Regions from separate parts of the Homo sapiens genome. Here region 2 is linked to region 1. Evidence: chromatin loops called from intact Hi-C (ENCODE). Cell type or tissue: A673. All regions are shown on one strand.

Region 1 (8,000 bases):
CATTGCCCAGTTCCAAAGCCACTTCCATATTTTTTAGGTATTTCTTACACCAGCACCACACTTCCATGCAGGAAAATTTGTATTCGTTTCCTATTGCTGCTCAAACAAATCACCACAAACTTAGTGACTTAAATCAACACAAATCTATTATCTCACAGTTCTGGAGATCAGAAGTCCAAAATGAGTCTCATTGGTCTAAAATCAAGGTATCAGTAGCACTACATTCCTTCTGGAGGCTGTAAGAGAAAACTCATTTTCTTGCCTTTTTCAGCATCTAAAAACTGCCTGCAGTCCTTGGCTTGTGGCCCACTATCACCTTTAAAGCCACCAGTGGCCAGACTAGTTTTTCTCATATCACATCACTCTACACTGACTATTCTGCTTCCTTCTCCCCATTTCAAAAGATTCTTCTGATTACACAGGGCTCACCCAGATAACCTATGATAGCCTCCTAATCTTAAAGTCAGCTGATGAGCAAACTTAACTTCCCCTTGCTGTATAACGTAACCTATTGTTTGGTTCCAAGAATTAAGACATGAACATCTATGCAGGACCATTATTCTGCCCACCATAATATATATTTCCATAATGATAAATTTTCAATTCTGCTCTATTAGTATAGCCTACCATGTAACCTGGTTCCTGCTTTCCTCATATACTTTATTTCATATCACATGCCCTATGTTTCTACTTCTCTAGACTTCCTCCACGTTCTCAAATGCACATTCATCCCATGCTCAGAACCTTGCTCACACACTAGTCCCTTTGCCTATCCCCATAGCTTCTCTTCTTTGGACTACTCTTACATATCCTTCAACTATCAGCTTAAATGACTATTCTTCAAAGATGGTTTCCCTGAGCCTGAGACTCCCCTAACTAAAATATAGATTCCCATTATATCTTCAGTTTTTCTTCATATAATTTATCTTAATGGTGATTAGGTCTGTAACTATGTAATTGTTCAACGGCTATTTTTAAGACACTATGAAATCAAAGTTAAGTTCTAACGTCTTCATTTGTTATGTGCCTAACACCTAGCAGTATGCTAGTTTCCCAAAAATAACTTATTTGAAAGAATGAAAGTAACTCGCTTAATTGTCATAACAATGATCATTTTATAATTGAGGGTACTGGAGCTTAGAGAAATTAAGTAACTTCACCACAGTAAAACAACTAATGAAATTCCACCTCAGTCTATCTTGTTTCTAAGTGCATCTCTTAAACACTGTGTTATTCCACACTATTTGGGCACCAACAGCCATCACTTCAAAGTCCACAGATGCTCACCAACCATCATACTGAAGACAAATTAGTGCCACCTCGATTTCCTCAATGCAGTTACCTTTGCCTACTAAAGTCCATGGTCTATTACCAAATGCCTATTTCACTCTGCGTAACACTGGCATAAGAGGAGACGTACGACCTTTTTTTCCCTTTAAAACCTTAAAGTTTTTTACAAATAACTACTAAGCTTATTTTCAACTTAACAACTTGTAAAAAAAACATGCTTTGATTTTATCCACTTCTCTTCTATGGATTAATGAGATTATAAAATCTGTTAACACTTCAGAAGAAATTGTATTAAACCAACAGAGGAAATTATCTACTTTGGGAACCTGGCCAGATTAATTGTTAAAATCAAAGATCTAAAAATCATGCTAACATTGCTAGAAAGTCCTAGAATGGTGCTTCTGTATACTCTCATTCCTGATCCCTCATGTACAGAGAGGAAAAAAACATTATTATGATCATTATCTTGGGGAATACTTCCTAGATTTTAGAAAGTAGAACCCTTTATAACCTTTCATAGGTCTTTTTATTGTCTACATTCACTCCTCTAATTTTTAAAAGCATAATAAGTGTATTTTTGTGGCTGCAAGTCAGATTATAGCTAGAAATGACTAGAAAATTGCCTGGATTCCTTTTTTGAAAATTATGGTAATTGGCAAAGATCAAAAGCCATATTTATTAAGGTGTAATCTAATTTAGCATCTTATTACTTGAATTTCCAAAACAACTATAAATCAAATTTCAACAACAACAAAACCATTTTAGTGATACTATAGTTGCTATTATTATTTTTAAAACATATGACTTTAAAATATATTTCCATTTGTTTTTATTAGGTATAGATAATAATAAATTTACGAGTTTCAAAAGGTATTGAATTGCATGCATCTCAAAATCCACTAAGGAGAAAAACTGGCACAAGGAAAAGCAATATTAAATGAGCAAAAATCACTGGGAAAGTATATGTTGAGATTTCTTTATTTTAAAGCTAAAAGACAGAAGAAGATGGTTACATTACTGCAGGAAAAATTTGATGGTCCAAAAATCTCTTCCATCTATTTAGAACATATCTGATAGCACAAAGAAACTTATATGATAGGTTCATATGAAACCTGAGAGCATCTCACGGATTTTGTAATTTGTTACTATTCCTGCTATGACTATGTATAGTGTATATGTATATACCGTACAAAATATCTGCAGCACCCTCAACTCACTGTAAATAGAATCTATAAAATCTTCAGTCTGTATATTTTTTTCTCTCTAAAGCCAAAGGAAATCTCAATGAAGCAGCAAGACTCGGAACTGACTTCTTAACAAGTTTCCAAATGCTATTAGCAAAGACCTTGCCAAGGTAATGCGAAATTCCATGCATGGCCAAAGGGCCACCTTTTGTCAATTTCATAATCCGAATCTTAGAATAAAAGAAATCACAAGAGCATAATCAATACATCAGTAATATATGCCTACTGAGAACATGGCATGCAGGAAATACTTGCTGATTGATTGGTTATATTAAATAAAGTCCATAATTTGGCAGAAAATGAAATTTTACACCTTCAAATCTCATAAACCATATTTGTTAGGCATTTACTCTGTCTAAATATTGAGCTCGGCATCAACAAGGAAGGAAAAACAACCAATTCATCAATGTACATGGATATCTAGTTACTATGGACAATTCAAACAAAACATTTTATATGCCTTATGTATTTTGAACACCTACCTTGAAGAATTTGACAATTTAAATAAAAATGAATAACTAAACATTTTTAATTAACCAGGAAAAGTTATCGATTCCTGAGACTATTTCCTAAAAATGGTTTAATTTTCTAGCATCAGAATATAAAATGCACAGTCCTGAAGGTTTCTATTTGTGACAGATCAGACACTCTTCAGAGGAAACTAGGTAGAATACTAATAAAATTTAAAGGAGCTTTGTAAATTTTAAGAGCACTACAATACCATTTGTTTATTAGGAGCTTTAGATTCCATAAAGCTTTCCAGTTACTCGAATTGGCAGTCCTGAAATAACTTTGTTTCCAGTTCATAGGGATTAAAAATCAGAGATAAAAACAACACAATACAAAACAACAACAACAAAAAAAAAAAAACAGAAGGTTAACCCTACTGACACTTCTATTCAACTGTGTGAAATTCTGCTGACAATGTAGCCTTATCTTCTTTATTATATTTGGTCATTGTTTTTAAAGGATTCAATATCCAAGCCCCACCCTCTTATAAAAGACCCTTAAGTGAATAAAACATTACCATAAATATTTGTTACAATAAAAAATTAACTTAAACATAAAATTTAAACAATAATTTTTAAGCCAGAAAATTGCATTTTAATTTTTTATAAGAGCAAACTTGTTTTAAGTAAATGTAACACATGTGAATTTCCTCCTTTCCCAACTCTAAGCTTTGGTTTTAGTGTCCATGGTGACACATACTGGCTATATCAGGCAACAACACCACTACAGAAACACTCAAGTTTTATTTTATTTCTATTTCTTGGTAGCATATTTTCCGAAGTGGTTTCCTTTTGCATATCCAACTCTTTAGTAATTATGAATTGCACTTTCAAAGCCATGGCACCAAAATAACAACAACAACAACAAAAATCTGGGTGAGGTAGGGCAAGAAGCTTTAGTCCATTAGATATGTTAAACCAAACTCCATTCTCTTTTGCCTTCATGTATTCTTCACCATACATGAATCTAGTCTGTCTGTACACGTTTAGCTACCTTTTAGAAGCTCTTATTACGGCAACTTTCCACAAACAAGCAATCCTCAAAAGCTCTAATCAAAGTTGAAGGTTTGCTGCATTGGAATTTGCTTCTGACTGCACAACACATTTAAATATAATTTGAGATGTAGACATTTGTGCCCAGCCAATATCCATTGACTTCAAAAAAAAGTTGTAAAATCGTAAGTACACAATTAATGATAATATGAGATACACTTCTAGATTAACATTTACTTGAAATCTTTCCAAAATACTTTTGAGACCATTATTCCCTTTCTCTTGTTATTGGTGGATGAAGGAAGAATGAGGGTCTTTCAAAGATAAATTTTGCCTCAAATATACTGCGACTGTGATATGCAGTAAGTAAAAATATTCAGAGGCATTAATTTTTCCAGAAAGCTACCCCCATAAAACAATTCCTCCAAGCAGGGCACCATCGTACCTGAAACTTTCAGAGATCAGTGTCTTAACTAAGATTAAGCTATCCTTTTTCCTACCTAAATCAATTTCACCCAAACGAGGCGTTTGTGTTATAATTCATTGTTCCCCAGATTCTAAAATCAACCATCTGCCATAGGAGTTTCTGCTCAGTAATTAAGGGACTATCCATTAGAACTGGCAAGAGTACAAAGTACGAAGGAGAAGGGTGAGGCAGGGGAGAAAAAACCACTTAAAAGAGATAGGGATATGTGTCTCACACTGGCCCTTCTACACCTCAGCTAAAGTACTGTCATCCATGAGGCAATACAAAGTTAGGACAAGCGGCAAGAGCAACTCCTGCCGGGGTTATCGGAACTGAAATCACAGTGGGGATGCAGCACGCCGGGCATACCTTGAAAGAGAAAGGCTTTCGTCCCATTATGCAGCCCCGGGACCTGACGCACTCCGGTCGTGGACTCCCCAAGTTCTAACTCTGTTAAGACGTCAATCTGTAGGGAAGGGTCCACACCAAGCCCCCAAACTGGTGAGGGGTATGAGGTGGGAGAGAGAAAAAGGAAAAGCTCCATCAAAATGCAAGTCTCTTCCTCCAGGGCAGCAAAGAACCGCGTTTTCGCGACAATATTGGGAACTGAAGATGAGAGGCGACTGCCTCCTCCTCCGCCGAGAGCCTTACCTGAGATCAGCAGCCAAGCTTTAAATAGCGGAGCACCCAGTCCCGTTTCCATGACCTCCTTTAAACCCTTCTCTCTGCAAAGTTCCCCCTCAGCCCTCCGACCCTGGACTAGGGGCGTGATCCGCCTCGCGGTCTCCAAGGCAAGCACAGAAAAAAAAAAAATCCATATCCAAACCCGCCCCCTTACTCCAAGCTTCCCACTCCAGACCTACTTTGGGTCCGGGAAAAGCGAGGCTTCCCCAGCCAGCCCATGCTGCCCCGAGGCGGGAGCCATCCCTTTCCCCAGCCCCAGCTCTGCGGCCACTCACCTGCTCCGAGACCGAAGATCAAACAGAATGTTCTCAGTAAGACCCGAGACTCCATGGTGCGGATCAGCTCAGTCCATCGTCTCCCTCTTTAAAAATAAAAATAAAAATCGAAGAGGTTCTTGGAATCAAGCGGGAAAATAACGTTTGTCTCTCCTGCTGCTGCCTCGGATTTACTGATCAGTAGGATTAATACGCTTTGGTTGCCTAAGAAAGAAAAGGGAGGCCTCCCCAGGCGCGTGAAGAACTTAGACCCTCCAATGCGCACATCATTCCCACACGCAGGGCCGAGGCGGCAGCGCGGCCCGGAGGGGGCCCGGAGGGAGGGGTCGGACTCGCCCCGGCGCGGCTCCGTCGGGGAATTAGCTCCCGAGCCGAATAAAAGCAGCCAAAGACTCGCACACCCGGTAGAAGGGGGGCGGCCCCAAGAAAGCCCGGGCTGGGGCGGCCCCGCACCCCCCCGTCTTCCCCGCCGCCCGAACCTGTTGTAAAGGCAGAGACAATGGAGAAAGCTCCGGGAGACGCGCGGAGAGACTGCTCCTCCGGGGAGGGAGGGGCGGGCCGGGGGAGGCGGGGTAAGGAGGAGGGAGGGGCCGCCGAGGGCGAGGCCGGCGCTCAGCGTCGGTCTCCCGCACGGTCTCCTGGATGCCAAACCCGGTCTAGGGAGCCCAGGAGCCGTTGCAGCCTCAGCTCTTCTCCCTCCCTCTCTCGATGACCCGGGCAATGCCAACCTCCTTTCGGGATTGAAAGCTCTAAATCCAAGGTGCTAAGTTGATGGGCGGTCTTTGCTCTCACCCCTCGATTTCGGGCGCGTGTCTTGAAAGACAGGAGAGAAAAAAGACCACCCAGCTGCAGGAGGCAAGGCTGGAGCGAGTAGCGCTCGCCTGCCCTTTAAGCAAAGGAGGGAAGCCCATGTGCACTCGTGCACTGGGCTCCGGAGCAGCCCCGGGGTGCAGGGCACTCCCCCTCCAGGGCGTGCGGAGGAAGGCCACCAAAACACGCTGCACTGCCGAGGTGGAGCTGGGCAAAGTAGGTAGAGACTGGTGGGGACGGATGGCGAGCCTGGGAAGCCCCGGGTGTCCTGGTGGAGAGGTTCCCTGCCGGGGGCGGGGCGCTGGAGAGCTTCCCCGGCGCGGAGAGCTTCCCGGGCGCGGAGAGCGCAGAGAACTTGGCCAGGAGGTGCTGGACAGCTCCGGAACCCGCGCGCCCCCTGCCAAATAAAGCGTGGAGACCCGGACTCGGGCTCTCTGGGACCAGCATACAGCAGAAGGCAAGGGGAACTGAGCCAGGGCGTCTGTTCACGCCGAAATATCTACCTACATAGAGGAGATGGTTAGAGAGAGAGAGAGAGAGAGAAATAAATAAATACGTAAATAAGCAGAGGGAGGAGATGGAGCCCAGGCGAGAGAGAAGAGCCATCCCACTGTTGACCACACTCATGCAGGCTCTACCTGCCCTTCACCACATATGTCCGGGACCATAAAAGTGGTGTCCTTTGAGATCCATTTTTCAGCAGGCACATGTATGTTCAAGATCAATGGTACATAATATTTTTTGAACATAGCCCTAAAATTTTTAGGTAAATTTTGAGGAATGGCATTCCACTTTCATTTTGGAAAAGTTAAGAGTTTAAAAAACCATTATGGTATTAATCTGTACAAAGATCAATTGGGTTTCTTAACCTTCCATGCAAACATGTGGGTACTGAATTCTCCAACTGGATACTAACAGCTACAGTTACCAAAATGCCTACTGGGTAGTCTGAGCCCCCTGCAAGGCAGGAGTATAATATACATTTTATCTATAGATATATAGTTATAGATATTATCATATAGTGGAATACATATACTATATTATACTATAGGGAAAGAGGTATTTTTAGATCTGCCCTTAGAATTTTTAAGACAAAAGATTCAGAATTCGGGAGCTCTTTTAAATTAATTTTTAATTCTCTCTTATCGAATTTCCCATTTAATTCTATTTGTAACTTTGTAAAGTTTGAGAAATATTTCAGTACTTACAAGTGATAAAGGATTGTCATATGCAATTTCCCAAATTTGAAAAACTATGCCAAATAAATAATACAATTTAATTAATCAATGAAAAGAAATTAATCATCAGAGAATTAAAGACCTTTCTACAGCTGTGCATCTAAAATATTCAATTGTAATAAGTATCTACAGAAGCTACACGAAATAAATTTTAAATAACGTAGCATTTAAAATGCTATCATTAGAGAAAAGAATAAAACATAAATATACATATGCACATATATATTTCCACATAAAAGTCCTCCTAACCAACCTGTGTTCAACCAACTCATGAAAGTAGGGATACTCTCGAGTTTCTCTGACTCTCATCCATATGCTGAAAGCTGGTGGTTAATGGGCTTATCTCCAGTACCATACACACTGAGGCTCCCTCCAGAACAGTGGTATTTGGTACCCAAAATAATTCTAGTTGAACCTGCTACTGTAATTATTTGACCTAATTAAATAGTATGGAAATCATTAAAATATGAGTATGGGGAGGTGTGAAGAGT
Region 2 (8,000 bases), 860 kb before region 1:
TTTCTGTTTTTGTTTTTTTTTTTTCTGTTGCTTCTTTTTCTGATATTCCCATTACACAGTTATACCTTTCATGGTTAACCCACGGTTCTTATATATTCCTTTTTATTTTCTTTTTTTTTCCTCTTTGCTTTTTAGTTTTGGAGATTTCTATTGACATATTCTCAAAAATAAAAGTTCCGATATTTTTTTCCTCAGTCATGTCCAATCTATTAATGAGCCCATCAAAAGCATTCTTCATTTCTGATCCACTTGTTTTGATCTGTAGCATTTAAAAAAAATCCTTTCTTAGAATTTCATCTTTCTGCTTATGTTATCCATCTGTTCTTGCAAGTTATTTTTTTCGATAAAAGCCCTTAGCATATTAACGATAGTTTTTAAACATTCCTGGTCTGACAATTCCAACATTCCTGGCATATGGGACTCTGGTTCTGATACCAGTTCAGTTTTTTCAAACTGGGGTTTTTGCTTTATAATTGTTTTCCTTGTAATTTCTTGTTGAAAGGAGGACATGATGTACTGGGTAGAAAGAAGTGCACTAAATAGGCCTTCAGTGATGCAGTGGTAGGGTGTGGGGGGAGGGGAAGTCTTTTGTACTCCTCTGATTAGGTATCACACTTTTTTTCTTTTTTCTCTTTCTTTCTTGCTTTTTTTTTTTTTAGACAGGGTCTCACTTTGTCACCCAAGCTCATGTCCAGTAATGGCGTGAACAGGGCTTGCTGCCGCTGCCTTAACCTCCCAGCCTTAAGCGATCCTTCCGCCTCAGCCTCCAAAGTAGCTGGGTCTACAGGCTCACACCACCACACCCTAGCTAATGTTTGTATTTTTTGTAGAGATGGGGTTTCGCCATGTTGCCCAGGTTGGTCTCGAACTCCTGAGGTCAAGTGATCAGCCTGCAGCCTCCCAAAGCGCTGGGATTACAGGTGTAAGTCACCGCGCCCAGTCTAGGTCTCAGACTTTTAATGAGCTTGTGGCCCTGGGCTCTGAACTTCACCAGTGCTTCACAGTTTTTCCCCAACTTAGGCTGGATATGATGGCTAGGGTGGTCTGGAGTTAGGTATTTCCCTTCCCCCAGGTAGGTTAGGCTCTGATAAAATTCCAAGAGGTTAGGGTCTGGAGGGCAGGCCTTGCAAAGAACAGAATATCCTTTCTTTCATATTTCAAATGGTTCCTCTTCCTTCCCCACTGCTGAAAGTACAGGGGAATTTTTCTCTGATAGTCGCTGTGAGGGCCTGGAGATAAGACTCACAGAAGGGTGAGGGTCCTCCGTGGCTGGGTTCCCTGGAGGTTTTAGCTCTCAGACTTGTCCACACCGAGCCTCCATCAGTTTATCAATTGCAGCTCAGATTTATGTACCTCAGCATTGGTTCCTGAAGAGGTTTCTGCTCATGAATTCCTCCTTTGGTAAGTTGTGATTCTCTGTATTTGCCTGTCTGTCTCTCCAATTTGTGGTGTAGGGTTTGCCCTAAGACTTCACTTCACTGACAGATCTAAGAAGAGTTGTTGATTTTTCAGATCACTCAGCTGTTTGCTTGCTGTTAGGATGGAGTGGCAACTTCTAAACTCCTGACATGTTGGAGTGGATACTGGAAGTTGAAAAAGGGTTTGAAACCTAACAAACTTTCAGGGGAGGGGCATAGGGAGAACAATAGACACCTCAGATACAACTGTGGACTAGAGAAGGAAAGACTTGTGTCCTTTTCACGGTGAAGCCTGGGCAGTGGGAAGCCGTATTCAGAAGTCCCCCTGTCCCCCACAGCACAAAAGCAATAGAGCTGAACTGGCTCTAGGTAGATAGGCCATTGCAGGTAGACGGGCCATGGCAACCTTGCAGAGTTCCAGTCACCCCACTGTGGTGCAGAGAATAACAGAATCATTTTATCTTTGTCACTGAGGGTGGTATGGACATGCTCCCTCAGCAGACCTGATGAGGCCTTGGGGTTAGGATGAGGGGGATAAGATGAGATTGAAAGATGAAGCTGATGACTGTAGGCCAGGTGCCTGAGGAGCTGAGTTTCTCATAACCTAACATGAAGTGTCTGCTTCCAGAGAGGATATGAGCCCGAGGTAGAAATAGCTGGGGTATGTCCTGAGAATTTCTAACATGTTCCCAGGTGATGCTGATGCTCCTAAATCTGGGATAACACTTTGAAAACCACTGCATTGTTTTATTCCAAACTTCCTAACCTCCTATTATTTGTTAAGTATAAGTAGATCTATGCATAATCAAAAGATACGTTACACTACCCAATTCCACAGGTGGTGTACTCTCTTGTACTATATGGTTAATCACCTAGATGTAGCAAGGAAAATGAACACTGGTATCTCCCATCTGTTGGTTACTGCTATTTTTTCCCCTTGGTGTTGTGCTTTTATGTTGACACTTTTCTTTCTTTCTTCCTTCATTTTCTTTGTTCTCCTTACTCTGATCTTTCCTTATAGCCTCTATTTGTTGTACCGTTTTTTTTCTATGTTCTGTGAAATACTGTGATCGGTATGTGAAAATAATATCATTTAATTAAGCTTTAAGGCACACTACCTTGCATCTAGCCTGAGAACAGCACAAGCCTGCTGTAATTTCTATGATTGGCCTCACTTAGGAGATTTTATTTGTTGAGAGGCACCTGAAAAACCTTAGCAAACTTGGTTCAGAAAAAAAAAATGGTGGCTACAGTAATAATATATAACTCAGAGATTTGAGACACAGATGATGTAGTTACCATAGGAAATTTTTTTCCTCTTTGGCTGTTATTACTCGTACTGTCTACAAGATCTGTCCAAGAACAGTGTATCATCTAAAAGAGGGGATGCTGGACTTAAAAAAATAAGTGAAAAAGAAAATTTAAATTAGAAGTCTTAAGTCAGTCATTGTATCCATATTGATATTCTTAACTGAAAAAGAACAAAACCCAGGAAGGCTTTTATTTATCGATTCCATGAAGAACATATTTCTTTTGTGTCATGGTGATCAGTGATTTTTGAATATATATATCTATAATATACTCAAATAAGATTTCTTGGTATTTTTTGGACTTAAAATTTTTGGATTGTATGATTCTGAGACTTACATGCATATGTTCATCTCATAAGATGGAAAAGCTTTTGCTCAAATTTTTTTTTGTCCATGTTGAAATGAGAATTAAAATCGCTAGAGGGCACTGTGGATAAGCATTTGTAGCAAAGATACCTATAGGAGCTAGAACTTGCCAGAATTTAGTTGTACAGGAAGTCCTCAATTACCGACATGTACTGGTCCAAAAATGTGCTTATAAATTAACTCTTCGGAATTCAGGATTCAGAGTGTATTTTCCTAATAGAAACAATAAAATAAGTAGTAGTATAACAATTTCCCAAGTTGACCTCTAATAGTCTGTTAAATATATATATGACACAGATTTGTTTGTTATGTGAAGGGAAGCAACAATAACAAAAACAAATATTATACACCTCATTGAGATATAATGGGATTTACCAAACAACAAATAAGACTATACAACTCATTTAGATATAATGGGATTTAAGAAAATTTTGATGTAGAGAGTTTTATTTTGGTGTGAACTGGCTTAATTACAAAAACCCACTAGCTTGGAAATATTACAGAGTTGCAATCTCTGTGTCTCAAAAACAAGAATAAAACAAAATACCCAGGAATAAACTGTTAATCTGTGGGTCACCCCCGTTGAATGGATTGATAGCACTACCCCCTCCTCCCAACTCCCTTCAGTTTTTAGTGGAGTGGGGTTCATACGGTTCTGCCTCCCCTGAACCCCACCTGGCTGCTTTGTTCTTATGTCCACTACCTCTCACTACTGCTGCTTCTCCTCCTGGTGCTGTTCAGTGGCATGTTTGGCTTCTTTCCCTTTTCTTTAAAGGCATCCAGATATCCAGCCAGTCCCAGCCTCTGGGTGAAGCCATTCCTCCTAGTTCCAAGCTAGCAAGGGTAATTTAGCACTGTTTGCTTGCAGACCTAACTTTGGGAATTCACTCAGTTCACCTCCCAGGTGGAAACGGGACCATCCCTATGGCCACAGCAGAGTCTCCCTTTCTCCCTGTGTCCCACCTGCCCTAGGAATGGTTCCCCTTTCCTCTTTCTTTCTTCAGCTTTCTTCCGTCTAACTTAATTACTGTTTTGGGATTATTTAATTTTTTTTCTCTAGGGCTTTCACTACGTAAGTCTACATTTCAATCAATGAGTGTTTTAAACTAGATGGGAAACAATACATGACTTGACAGTTAATTTGCCCTGATTTCTTGCCACACTTCCCTTTATTCTTTAGTGGAAATACAAAGTCACAGTTTTCTTTCATCTTTTACGAGCTAATGGGAATGTAGGCAGAGGTCAATGGTGAACAGAGTGCCTGAAGGTTTGTGGATGATGCAAAGTATTGGGAGAGTACCCTGAGCCCCACAAACCACCTTTATAATTTAGGTTGCATCAGTATCACCTGGGTGCCTGCCAAAAATACAGATTCTGTGAGGTGTTAGGTGGGACTCAGAAAAGTGCATTTTAATTAAGTATCCTTGATTATTCTGATGAGTGTTATTCTGGCCACAGATATAAATTGATAAATTATATAATAGTCCCTCCATCCTTAAGCCTCCTTTCAGGCAAATGTGTCATGGATTTTAGAGTGTTATCTTTTGTTTATGGGTTTTTGTTTTAAGGTGGCAAATGTGTCACTATCACCAAGGAGATGGGAAAGGTATGATTACTTTGATTTTTGGTGAGGTTGTGAAAAAATAATGTTTAGTAAAGATGAGCATCAATCTGATCTGCTCATTTAGCAGGATACATGTAGTATTTCCACCTACACTTTTCACAAAAGGAGAAAGCATTATTTATGAAGCCTTCTGTGTGTGTGTGTGTGTGTTTTAGGTGATAAATAATTGAAAGTAAAGGTTGGCATCACTATGCCATATCAAGCTTTTCCTTTTCTTTCTTTCCTTTTTTTTTTTTTTTTTTTGGTGATGAGACAGATGGTATTTTTTTCTATAGATGCCAAAAAAGGAAAAACCCCAAACCCACCAAGTCTCACAGTTGTGGAAAGAAATCTTATATGATTTCTAAAAGCAAGGATCTGCTGGCCCTCCTCTTACCCCAAAGACTAGGGACCATGAATCACTTGGAAAATAGATTTGTGTATTCTGAGTGCTTGTCACTGGGTTGGCTAACTTAGAGGGGTTTTTAGTTGAAACCAGGGCTTTCTAAGTATGCACTTGATAAGCATGTAAGAAGTAAGAACAAAATATATCCAGCTGATTAATAATGATATATTTCAAATATACTGGTGTTTAAATGGATATTAGACACTATGTTACCCTCTCCACCACTTCAAAATATTATAACATTTTAGGCTTTATAGTCTTTCATGACATCAAAGGTAATGTTATTATTTAAATAGAATAAGGACATCTGTTTTAGAAAGAGAAAACAGGTTCTTCAATGTGTGTTTTGGCTAGGCAAATGATAGCAGAAAAAACCTCTAATGCATCATTTTTAAATAGATCATTGAAATGACAGAGTTTTGATTTTTTTCAATGTTCTTTTTAACATCTGACAAGTCTAAGTACTTCTGTCTACATAAGTCACATACTAATTAGTAATTAACCACTGTTATTTAATTAGACTCTCTAGTTGGTACATCATGCATTGATCACTCCCAATTTGGTATGTGCTGGCTGCTCTTGGTGACTAGGCCACTCTGCTGGGGTTCATTTCATGCTGTGTGTTGCAGCTGTGCCCAGACACAACCTTTTTCTGCCTTTGTCTTGAAATTAGATAAGAAACATAAAAATGTGGAGAATTGAACTAACTCTAGTTAGTCAACTAGATTTCCAAAATGGTTACAAAAGGCAAAAGTGAATTTTTGCTGATTGAATGAAAAAAGGACTCTTTCGTTCAAAAATTCATTTTTTTCTCCTTTTTTATGCTTCAGATTTTCTTTCAGATGATTTGATAATGATATGTATGCTTTAAGGAAAGGTCAAAATTATATTTTAGACCTACTGAATTTGCAAGTGTTCTAAGCATGCAATAAAAACATGTAAAATCTCTACACTATATTAGATGAAACACATTTGAAGTAATTTTAATTAGAAATGGCCAAAGTAATTTAGAGACAATTGTTTTAATAAAAATGGTACATTTCTTAGATTATGAAACTAACTTTTTGCACTGTTTATTCCATTGGTTGTTACATAAATGGAGACTTCTGCTATTATGAATTCCTTAAACCACATAGTATGTCTTAAGCAACTCCTAGGACCTTATCAATATTTTATCCAGAAAGTACTCTTGATAATTAACTCTACTGTTTTTATTTTTCTTTTTTTCTTTTTCTTTCTTTTTTTTTTTTTTAGAAGAAGTCTTGCTCTGTCGCCAGTCTGGAGTGCAGTGGCGCAATCTTGGCTCACTGCAACCTCCGCTTCCCAGGTTAAAGCAATTCTCCTGCCTCAGCCTCCCGAGTAGCTGGAATTACAGGCACACACCACCACACCTAGCTAATGTTTGTATTTTTAGTAGAGATGGGGTTTCACCGTGTTGGCCAGGATGGTCTTGATCCGCCTGCCTCAGCCTCTCAAAGTGTTGGGATTACAGGCATGAGCCACTGTGCCCAGCCGATTAACTCTACTCTTGTAGCTGCACTCAACCCTAAGTGGACTTCACCTAAGTCAGTGGTTCTCAGCTCTGGGCAGAGGCCAGGGAAGGAGGAGATTTATGTATTCAAATTGCCTATAGAGTTTTTTGCTTGTTTAGTTGTGTTTTTGTATGAAAGAATGTTGTCTGGGGTGGGGCTTTATGATGAATGGCAGCCATCTAGTGTGACCAGACCATCATTTTCCCAGGATATGATGCACACAAAATCCTGAGACAAAGACCATCTCAGGCAAGTCCTGTAGAGCAGGTTGCGCACTTCCCTGAAAAGACTAGTCACAGTCAATTCTCACTCCCCAGGAGACCCATTGTAGTTTCACAGAAACGCTCACTTACAGCAGCCCTGACAGAGTGGCAGAGGGAGAAACAGAGGCTTCAGGAGGGTACTGGCTCATTCAAATCTGCACCATTAATAAGCACTGGAAGTAGGACCAGGTTTCAGATCTTTAGCTTCCTGATCTGGGGCTCTCTTCTCTATACATTTCTCTCCTCTTCCTCCTCATCTTCCTCTTTCTTCTTCTTCTGGATAAAGACATTTAGGCAAATAAGTTTAATGTGCTCATTATTTCAAGTTTTATGTAATGTTATTTCATAAATGTAATTTCTGATTAATTTTCATTTATTCTAGTTGGCAGGTTCATTAATCAGTGTAAATATGTGTAGATTATAAACTATGCAGTTGGTGCCTTTAATATTACATAGATATGTGGAAGTCCTTCCTTTTATTCTTAATTATCAAAAGATGGAATTCTGTCTCTAGAAAGTTTTGGAAGCATTCTAATAAAGGCTCTATGAACGTGAGTAATGAATCCCCCCAAACTTCTTTGATTTTTCCTCATTCCACATATGACAATCCCCAATTTGAGAAAAAAGCTCTTTTAAACAGAATGAAAGGTCTGTTTGTTCATATTTTGTAATAGAATCTGGTTGTTAAAAACACTCAGCAAATAGACATTCTTCCTCCTACTACCTCTGTGTAGCATAGGGAATGGTTTAGTCAGTAATGGTGTTTTCTTAGAAATTTCTAATAATTGTGCATATTAAAAATAAATTTTAAATTCAGAACAAACCAGGATTAAAAAATCCCAGGTTTTTTGGTCAAATTCAATGATCAGGTCTATGATATCTTTAATAAAAGAAATAACTCTTTCAATGAAAATAATATGGTCTGTGTTAGCAGTATCCAGATATTGTTGTCAGTGGATCATTATTCCCTCACAGTTATTTTATGTCTTTTTTACTATATGGAGCCCTATCTGACAAGGGTCAGCATTCTAAAAGTACTACATGGGGCAGTGGTTATGCCTCTTACTATCCACCTTCGATGTATTCTCTTGGTCAAAGACCA

The links. Hi-C counts contacts between places; a loop is a spot of excess contacts. Peaks named below come from ENCODE experiments on the same cell type or tissue, not always from the same donor. Only the 100,000 strongest peaks of a DNase experiment are listed, where the experiment ranks them.
Region 2: a loop joins it to region 1, with 4 times the contacts of the local background. A loop is called at or near these places in 9 of 110 quality-filtered maps.

The regions. Positions count from the first base shown.
Region 1 is chr12:44,870,354-44,878,353 of GRCh38, forward strand. It overlaps NELL2 (neural EGFL like 2), which reads right to left and starts at 5,962. Exons shown (of 20, transcript NM_001145108.2): 1 at 5,462-5,962; 2 at 4,872-5,000. The coding sequence starts at 5,516. RefSeq lists enhancers at 6,085-6,586, 6,587-7,086. In A673, CTCF peaks have their summits at 3,770, 3,972 and 6,433; DNase peaks (open chromatin) are centred at 3,738, 5,348, 5,988, 6,378 and 1 weaker place; H3K4me3 peaks cover 6,313 bases; H3K27ac peaks cover 4,932 bases.
Region 2 is chr12:44,012,385-44,020,384 of GRCh38, forward strand. All of the region lies in intron 3 of TMEM117 (transmembrane protein 117), which reads left to right. Among named protein-coding and RNA genes, the nearest start is that of TMEM117, 180 kb to the left of the region's middle. In A673, a CTCF peak has its summit at 3,146 (motif pointing right); a DNase peak (open chromatin) is centred at 3,187; H3K27ac peaks cover 2,024 bases.